Regions from separate parts of the Homo sapiens genome. Here region 1 is linked to region 2. Evidence: chromatin contacts called from ENCODE Hi-C or POLR2A ChIA-PET data. All regions are on one chromosome and are shown on one strand. The core of a region is the stretch at or near the end of the contact, and the rest is flanking DNA. Distances in the headings are between cores, read along the strand shown. Region 1 overlaps PPFIA1 (PPFI scaffold protein A1). Region 2 holds the start of FADD (Fas associated via death domain).

What was found. A loop is a pair of places that touch in the nucleus more often than their neighbours do. ChIA-PET counts read pairs that join two places held with the same protein, here RNA polymerase II (POLR2A). Pooled maps may share reads with other maps.
Region 1: a map of PC-9 shows a loop between it and region 2 (13-fold over the local background). The contact joins the enhancer-like site here to the promoter of FADD in region 2. A Hi-C loop is called at or near these places in 2 of 168 maps with a recorded cell type or tissue (CD14-positive monocyte and PC-9) and 6 of 50 pooled maps. POLR2A ChIA-PET finds 5 or more read pairs at or near these places in 4 of 52 experiments (A673, H1, WTC11 and 1 more).

The regions. Positions count from the first base shown.
Region 1 is chr11:70,305,477-70,310,100 of GRCh38, forward strand. All of the region lies in intron 2 of PPFIA1 (PPFI scaffold protein A1), which reads left to right. All of the region lies in intron 1 of LOC107984346 (a long non-coding RNA gene), which reads right to left. Among named protein-coding and RNA genes, the nearest start is that of MIR548K, 24 kb to the left of the region's middle. Within about 2 kb of position 1,840, at least 3 of the 41 ENCODE cell types and tissues checked have a DNase peak (open chromatin) inside an H3K27ac peak, as active enhancers do; they include PC-9 and endothelial cell of umbilical vein, where a contact is called at or near this core.
Region 2 is chr11:70,201,941-70,206,746 of GRCh38, forward strand. It overlaps FADD (Fas associated via death domain), which reads left to right and starts at 1,356. Exons shown (of 2, transcript NM_003824.4): 1 at 1,356-1,805; 2 at 4,193-4,806. The coding sequence starts at 1,520. The coding sequence ends at 4,533. RefSeq lists silencers at 1,766-1,845, 1,895-2,086.

The sequences.
Region 1 (4,624 bases), core at 590-3,089, 100 kb after region 2:
TCCTCTCACCACAGCCTCCTAAGTAACTGGGACTGCAGAGGCACACCACCACGCCTGGCTATTTTTTTAATTTTTGTAGAGATGGGTTTTCACCCTGCTGCCTGGGCTGGTCTCGAACTCCTGAGGTCAAGCAGTCTGCCTGCCTCAGCTCCCAAAGTGTTGGGATTGCAGACGTGAGCCCCTGAGGCTGGCCCCATTTGTTTGTTCTAATAAAAATGTAGGACTGAATTTGACTCACAGTTGACTAATTTACATTCTAAAGTGGCCAGAAAACTTCTATTGGTAGTTTCCTTCATAGGAAAATTGGGAGGTTCTCACTCAAAATTGGCTTATATTTGGGCATATGTTAGGATACATGTAATGTTTAAGTAAAAGTAATACTTTGAATATCAAGCTAACTAGTGATAAGTTTATGGTTATTTATACTGTTAGGTAATAGGGTATTTTAATCTACCCCTTATTGCCATGGGGAGGTTTAAAAAAGCAAAATTCAAAACGGAGAAATTGTGCTGACATTTGAACAAAATAAATGGATTATTTTTCAAGTAATGTTTTGTTTTTAGAAATAGTAAGGCAGCCCTCATTTTGCATGGTGGTACTGTGGGACTAGAAAAATGGCCTTTTGGGGCAAACTGGTGCAAAGTGACCTTTTTCTTTTGGAGTAAAACATGCACGCACACATGCACGCTTACTTGCGAAGCAATCTTAATCGTCAATGGAGAAATGGATTGCTTGTGATCTTTAATTTTTTTTTTTGTTAAGGCACAAAAATCTCTTACTGTAAATTGTAAACGTATAGGGGAGTGACAAGCAGTAAAACATTGATTAAATACACTGTAATTTATAACATTAAAAACATTGATAGTTAAAGTACGTAACCCTTTGACGCAGCAGGTTCATTTCTAAGTGGATAGCTTAGAGCAATCTGGTGTCTCCTTTTAATAGTATTTTAAATTATAATTTTTATCATAAAATGACATTCATAAAAAAACCCTACCTAAACACATAATTTTAGAAAAATCAATACAATGCCTCAATTGTGATGTAAAATAAATAAGGGGAAATTAGTTTACAGTAAAATGTTTTGTTGTATAAATGCTTGGGCATGACAACCCTAGAAGGCATAAGGCCCGATGTGTGTACTTTCTGATAACGAATGTTTGGCTTTAAGAGAAGATTGTCAGAAGCTATTACAAAGAAGAATATAGCAACACAAAAGAAGAGGTGACTCTGCTGGATAAAAATGTGTTAGGATAGGTAAAAGCAGACCAGTCATTTATACGTAATAAGAGAAAAGGTAAATAATGAAGTTAGAGATAACATGCCATTCATATTATAGATTGTCACCTGGAGAAAATGAGGAAGTATTATAATCTCACAAAAAAACCCCTGAGCCTTCTTTGTTTCCAGTGAAACGTCAGAATCCTTCCCTGGGTCATGACAGACTCAGAGGAGCAACAGGGTATCACAGAAAACATATTGCTTCCCACCTCTCCCAGCAGATGGCCAGACATGCACCCAGTTGAGTACATGAAGAGATTTTGGAGATTCCTGTATGATAGGCAATGGCGAATGGAGAATGGATCTGAAAAAAGGGAAAATTAACCTCAAGGTTTAATAACACACCAGGGTGGTAAGCCACAAGGAAACAAGCATTTTATTATGTTGCTGGCCTACTGGGGATAATTTCGCAGTATCTTTTAAATTACAAATTCCCTTTGACCCAGAAATTCTAAGGTTTTATCTTACTGGTATAGATGCACAGGTATAGAATGATGTATTTACAAGGTTATTCATTGCCATATTATTTGTAATCGCAAAAGATTGGAAGCAGGAACATAAACCTCATCAGTAGTTGAACAGTTAAATTATGATTCATATTCTTTGTATGCCAGGAAGCTGTAAAAAGGGAGGAGGATGTTATGCACCGATATGGAAATATCCTTAACTGAAGAAAAGCAAGGGCGAAAGAATAGATTTGCTCATATATGCATTAAAAAATCTCTAGATAAACAGGAAAGGCACAACTTTAGTTACCTACTGTGTGGAAGAGTGAACAGGGCTGAAAGGGAGATTTCTCTATATACACCTTTATTACTGATCCAAAAAAATTAAGTACTTTTTCTAAAGGTGTGTGTAAAAAAAAAGAAAGAAAAAGGTCTGTTAGGCTGGGTGTGATCGCCCCTGTAGTCCTAGCACTTTGGGAAGCCATGGCAGGAGGATCCCTTGAGCCAGGAGTTCAAGACCAACCTGGGCAACATAGACAGACCTTACCTCTACAAAAAAAATTTTTTTTTAAATTAGCTGGGCATGATGGTGTGCACCTGTGGTCCCAGCTACTTAGGAGGCTGAAGTGGGAGGATTGGTTGAGTATGGGTGTTCAGGGCTCCAGTGAGCCATGGTTACAGCACGGCACTCCAGCCTGGGAAACAGAACAAGACTTTGTCTCCAAAAGCAAAGAAAAAAGCTCTGTCCTAATCCCCTTTCCTTTGCTGCTGCTACCACTGTTTTTAAACCTTGTTAGGGCCAAAATGTATTTAGAAATATGGGTTATACACTGACCTTAGTGATGGCTTATTTATTTATTTTGAGATGGAGTTTTGCTCTTGTTGCCTAGGCTGGAGTGCAATGGTGCGATCTCGGCTCACCGCAACCTTCGCCTCCTGGGATCAAGCGATTCTCCTCTGTCAGCCTCCTGAGTAGCTGGGATTACAGGCATGTGCCGCCACGGCCAGCTAATTTTGTATTTTTAGCAGAGACGGGGTTTCTCCATGTTGGTCAGGCTGGTCTCAAACTCCCGACCTCAAGTGATCTGCCTACCTTAGCCTCCCAAAGTGCTGGGATTACAGGTGTGAGCCACCACGCCTGGCCAGTGATGGCTTTAGACTGTCAAGTTCAAACAGGCATTTTCTGATTTCATGCTTTGAAGACAGTTTATGATTCATTGATTTTTTGGCACATGCATAGGTCTATTAAATATTTGAAATTGAAAAATATTTTATATTCCTGTAAGCATGATCAATGCCAAAAGTCACATACTTGCTCTATTGGGAACTTTGAAAAATACTATAAATATAAACTGGATGTCATATGTTTGTATTTTGTTATTTTCTAGTGTTTTAAATGTATCCGAAACTCTTAAGTGAATATTCTTTTAAAAAATTGATCGCAGAGGCTGGGCGCAGTGGCTCATGCCTGTAATCCCAGCATTTTGGGAGGTCAAGGTGGGAGGTTTGCTTGAGGCCAGGAGTTCAAGACCAGTCTGGGCAACATAACATCTCTTAAAAAAACAAAACAAAACAAAACAAAAAAACCCAACTTGAACATTGTGGTGCACGTCTGTAGTCCTAGCTACTTGGGAGGCTGAACCTAGGAGTTGGAGGCTGCAGTGAGCTATGATTGTGCCACTTCACTTCAGTCTGGGTGACAGGGCGAGACTCTCTCGAAGAGATAAACAAATGTAAGAATAAAAAGGTGATTGTAGAAGGCTTTCATTTCTGTTGGAATCAAGGGTTTCTGCCCTTTATTTATTTTTATTTTGTTGGTTTGATTCTGCCCCTCCCCTCAGGCTGTTTAAACATGTTAATTAGAATGTATTTTCTTTGGGTTTTTTTTTACTAATATATACTTGAATTCTGAAGTATATGAAATATACATTCTCAGTAATATTTCAGGTTGTTTTGAAACATACATGCTAACTTTTTTTTTTTTGAAATGGAGTCTTGCTCTGTCACCCAGGCTGGAGTGCAGTGGCGCGATCTCTGCCGACCGCAACCTCCGCCTCTCGGGTTCAAGCGATTCTCCTGCCTCAGCCTCCCGAGTAGCTGGGATTACAGGCATGTGCCACCACACCTGGCTAATTTGTATTTTTAGTAGAGACGGGGGTTTCTCCATGTCAGTCAAGCTGGTCTCGAACTTGCGACCTCAGGTGATCTGCCCGCCTTGGCCTCCCAAAGTGCTGGGTTTACAGGCATGAGCCACCATGCCTGGCTGCTAATATTTTTAATTGTCTTGCTTGCTTATTCTATGCAATTATATGTGTTTAAGTATTGAAATGCTAACAACAACCAAAGATAGTTTGGTTTGCTCTTAGCAGAATGATAAAAGTACAGGAAGCAAAACTTAGAAACTCCCATGAAAAAATCCCAGTTTTGCCTAAAAAAAAAAAAGTTTTCCAAAAAATAAAAAGGAATAAAAAGGAGTGGAGCTACCATATGCTACAACATGTCCGACCCTTGAAAATACTATGCCAAGTGAAAGAAGCCAGGCACAAAAAGCCACATAGTGTATGATTCCATTCCTGTGAAATGTCCGAAACAGGCAGATACACAGAGACAGAAAGCAGATTGGTGGGTGCCTAGGGCGGAGAGGGGAGGGAGGGTCGGTGGTGATTGCTGATAGGTATGGGGTTTTTTTGGGGGGTGACGAAAATGTTTTGAATTAGATAGTGGTAATGGTAACACAGCATTGTGAATATACTAAAAACCACTGAATTGTACACTTAAAATGGTTAGGATGGAGAATTTTATGTGACCTTTATCTTGACAAAAATTTTAAAACATAAAAGCAGTATGGTCATAAATTTTTTGAATGTATATTCACATCAGTATTTCAGTTACTATGA
Region 2 (4,806 bases), core at 106-2,605:
CCTGGCCATAGAGCGAGACTCTGTCTCAAAACAGCAAAAAAAAAAAAAAAAAGAAAGAAAGAAAAAAAAAGTAGATTCGTGGTTGGTGGGGGAGGGGAGGAGTACATGCTAATGGGTTTCTTCTTGGGGTGATGAAAATGTCCTAAAGTTAGACAGCAGTAAGGGTTGCACAACCTTGTGACTACACTAAAAACCACTGAAGTATAACTTTAAAAGGGTGAATTGAATGGTATGTGAATTATATCTCAAGAAAACAAACTCAGCTGGCATCAGCCCCTGCCCCACCCTGTGGTAAAGCTGGGTCCTTGTTGGCTGGTGAGGGCTCTCCTAATCTGCACCCCCTCCTCACCTCCAGACCCACGGCATTGCTGCTCCTGGAACCCCAGCCGTCCCCTGTGCTCTGCTCTTCTGTTCTCCGTGTGCCCAGCTCTTCCCCCCACACCTAGGTACCCGGCCCCTCCCAGCCTTCACCTGCGCCTTTACAGAGGCCCCATCAGACCACCGGGCCCCCCACCCTCCACACGCCCACCCCGTGAAGAGACTCCCTTTCCCCTGGCTCTTCTGAATTTCTGGCATACTATACGATTTCCTTATTTTTCCTTATTTTTATTTTTTAATAGAGACGGGGTCTCACTATGTTACCCAGGCTGGTCTCGAACCCCTTGTCTCAATCAATCCTGCCTCAGCCTCCCAAAGTGCGGGCATTGCAGGCTGAGCCACCACGGCCGCCACGACCTTCTCTTCTGGAGCGTGTCGCTTTTGTAATTATGATGTAAACTCCGGGCACGCGGGGACCCTCGCGCTTCGCTCACTAATTTGTCCCCAGACCCTACTACCTGGCACAGTAGGCGCTCAATACTGTTGATTGAATAAACGACTGCTACTTTGGAAATCATGTATTATTTAAATCACATGTTTAAACGCACATAAACTTCTGAGTAGTGTTTTCTGCACACACAAGATGTCTCCAGGGGCACCAAAGAATGCATTTTCCACGTTTGTCCCTAAACGTTAATGCATAAGTAACCTTGGTCACCAACAGATGTGAGGGCACGTGACGTTCGGGCTGCGCCCTCCCCGCCCCGGCCCTGCACACAGTAGGGCCGCACCGCGCTTTGCAAACAGGTGGACTCGGCAGAGGCGCGACCGCCCTCACCGCAGAGAGCTGGGCCACCTGCAGGCTCTCAGGACACCCAAGGCCCCACCTCCCACCCGGAAAAGAGACGATACGCCGGGCGCAGGCGCAGAAGCCGCGCCCGTCCGCGGCGCCGCCAGCCAGGGCGGAAACGGCTGCGGCTTCGCTAGGGACGCATGCGCGGGTCCCTTAGTTTTCGCGAGATAACGGTCGAAAACGCGCTCTTGTCGATTTCCTGTAGTGAATCAGGCACCGGAGTGCAGGTTCGGGGGTGGAATCCTTGGGCCGCTGGGCAAGCGGCGAGACCTGGCCAGGGCCAGCGAGCCGAGGACAGAGGGCGCACGGAGGGCCGGGCCGCAGCCCCGGCCGCTTGCAGACCCCGCCATGGACCCGTTCCTGGTGCTGCTGCACTCGGTGTCGTCCAGCCTGTCGAGCAGCGAGCTGACCGAGCTCAAGTTCCTATGCCTCGGGCGCGTGGGCAAGCGCAAGCTGGAGCGCGTGCAGAGCGGCCTAGACCTCTTCTCCATGCTGCTGGAGCAGAACGACCTGGAGCCCGGGCACACCGAGCTCCTGCGCGAGCTGCTCGCCTCCCTGCGGCGCCACGACCTGCTGCGGCGCGTCGACGACTTCGAGGCGGGGGCGGCGGCCGGGGCCGCGCCTGGGGAAGAAGGTGGGCGCGGGGCCGGGCCGGGGGAGCCAGGGCCTGGTCGCCCGGCTGTAGGTGCTGCGAGGCTCCTCCGGTTGGCCTCCAGGCGCCTCCCCTTTGCCGGGTTTGATTTGCGTGGGTTTTCTCCGTACAGCCCTGGTTTTGCAGATGGGAGAGCCAGAAACGCAGAAAAGTTAACTTATTCGAGGTTGCAGGGCGTGGACACGCACAGTCCTTTTTCCTCCACCCACTTCTGCCCGGGTAAATTAGAAAACTCACTGAAGAAAAGATGAGTCAGAGAAGGTGTGGGGGAGGGGCAGAGGTTGGGTGAGCCTGCCTCGCATCATTTCCTTTCTGTCTCGGAATATGCTTTTCACGGCTGTCTGAGAGTAATACTAGCATTCAGTAACTCCTACCCAGGGGCTTACAGTGTGCCGCTTACCCTTGTAACTGCCAAATACAATTTTCGCAGTAGCCCTGTGGCTTAGATACTGTTAGCTATCACTGTTCCCATTTTACAGAGGACAGGACTGTGGCTCACAGGTTAAGTGGCTTTGTCGAAATGCGCAGCCGATAACTGACGGAGCTAGGCTTGAGCCAAGCAGTCCGGCCTCCGGATGGGTAGTGTTAGCCACTACACTGCCTCTCTGGTCAAGTTCATTGTGGAGTGGCTTCCTGTCCTGCTCTCGGTCACTCCCTCTCCACCCTCGCCTGTGGATTGCAGCAGCTTCCAGGATAAAAAAGAAACCCTGAGTACAGCAGAGTTTCTCAGCCCTACCCCCCTTGTTCTCAGAGTCGGGAGAGGCTTGGGAGTGCTCTGGGGACGCCTCTCAGAGGCTTCAAGCTGTAGCTTGGAATCAGCCATTCAGTCACCAATCAGATAGGGCCTAAATGTGTCACCATGGGTTTCACTCTGTAAAGACTGGTGCCTGTTGGGGACAGGATGGACAGAACAGCTCTCTGCCTGAGAGCAGTCAAGTCCAGATTTTAAAAAAAATCAGTACTGAACAAACAAAACAGGACGTAGAAAAATCGGGTTTTATGGATATTTAATGTCTGGAAAAACACTGATAAATTGCATTTTAAAGGCGGTCTACGAAACATAGCTGACATTTGAGATGTATGTGTGCTTGGTTTTATTTATATCGTCATGTAGTTACTGTGTGCTGGGAAAAGTACACCAGAAGGTGAGCGGTGGGTATGGACAGGTTGGTAGCGGGCGACTCTGCCTTCCTCCCCAGAAGTTCAGCATAGCGGTTAAGGGTCGACTCTGGCACCACACTCTTAGGGTTTCAGAACATGGCTCTGCCATCGTCTAGCTACACGATCTCAGGAATGTCCATTAGCTTCCCTGTGCCTCAATTTCCTCATCTGTACAGTCATGGTAACACAGTGCCCAGCCCACAGGGCTGTCAGAGCTGCGGGAGCTGGTACACCTGCCAACGGTGTCTCAGAATTGCCAGTAGTCCAAGCAGCACCCTGTCCTGCCTCTCCTTTCCTCTCTTCACATTCCAGAAGCGGCCTTTTATGGTCTTGTGACCAGCTCCCTGATCTCAGTGGTGACGTCAGCAGATGAGGAGTATGGTAGCCAGGGACTGAAGACTGGTGGTCACTCGGGGCAGCTTTCTAAATAACAATTGGAGTGCCTACTAGTTTCCTGTGATTGCCATAACAAATGATCACAAATCTGGTGGCCTGAAGCAATAGAAATCTACCCCCTCAATCTGGAGGCCAGAAATCTGAATAAGCAGGGTGCCACAGACCGGCACACCCTCGGAATGCTGTTGGGGAGGCTCCTTCCGGGTCTCGTCCGCTTTGTGGTGGCTCCAGGCATTCTTTGACTTGTGGCCGCTTCACTCCAGGCTCACACGGCCTTCCCTGTGTGTCTCCTGCAAGGATACCTATCATTGGTGCATCCAGGTCATCCAGGATGATCTCCTCTCAAGACCCTCAGCTTACCTTTGCAAAGATGCTTTTTCCAAAGAACATTCATGGTTTCAGCAATTTCACGTGAACATACCTTGGGGTGACATCGTTCAGCCTGCTGTAGGGCAGGATGTGGGATCAACCCTATTTTCTTCCCTCCCACAACTCCCCAGCCCCTCCCTCAGTGTCTCCTGCTCTAAGTAGGTAGCTCCACTACAACTTCCTTTGGCACTTGAGTCTTCAGTGGGCCACGCCTCCTAGGACAGTATTAGAGAGCAGGGGGTTTGGCTGAGGTGGAATCAGGCCACTCTTGGGCATTTGGTGCAGCCCCTTTGCTGCCAGGCGACTCTAGCCTCTACAGAGGACCTCGTGTAGGCACCTCTGTCCACTCAGCACTTGGCGTCTGTGCTGAAAAGCCCTAGGGAGGATTGTGGGGTCGCTTGTCTCCAAACCTATGGTAAACCGTTCTGTTCTTTCCTTCCCAGACCTGTGTGCAGCATTTAACGTCATATGTGATAATGTGGGGAAAGATTGGAGAAGGCTGGCTCGTCAGCTCAAAGTCTCAGACACCAAGATCGACAGCATCGAGGACAGATACCCCCGCAACCTGACAGAGCGTGTGCGGGAGTCACTGAGAATCTGGAAGAACACAGAGAAGGAGAACGCAACAGTGGCCCACCTGGTGGGGGCTCTCAGGTCCTGCCAGATGAACCTGGTGGCTGACCTGGTACAAGAGGTTCAGCAGGCCCGTGACCTCCAGAACAGGAGTGGGGCCATGTCCCCGATGTCATGGAACTCAGACGCATCTACCTCCGAAGCGTCCTGATGGGCCGCTGCTTTGCGCTGGTGGACCACAGGCATCTACACAGCCTGGACTTTGGTTCTCTCCAGGAAGGTAGCCCAGCACTGTGAAGACCCAGCAGGAAGCCAGGCTGAGTGAGCCACAGACCACCTGCTTCTGAACTCAAGCTGCGTTTATTAATGCCTCTCCCGCACCAGGCCGGGCTTGGGCCCTGCACAGATATTTCCATTTCTTCCTCACTATGACACTGAGCAAGATCTTGTCTCCACTAAATGAGCTCCTGCGGGAGTAGTTGGA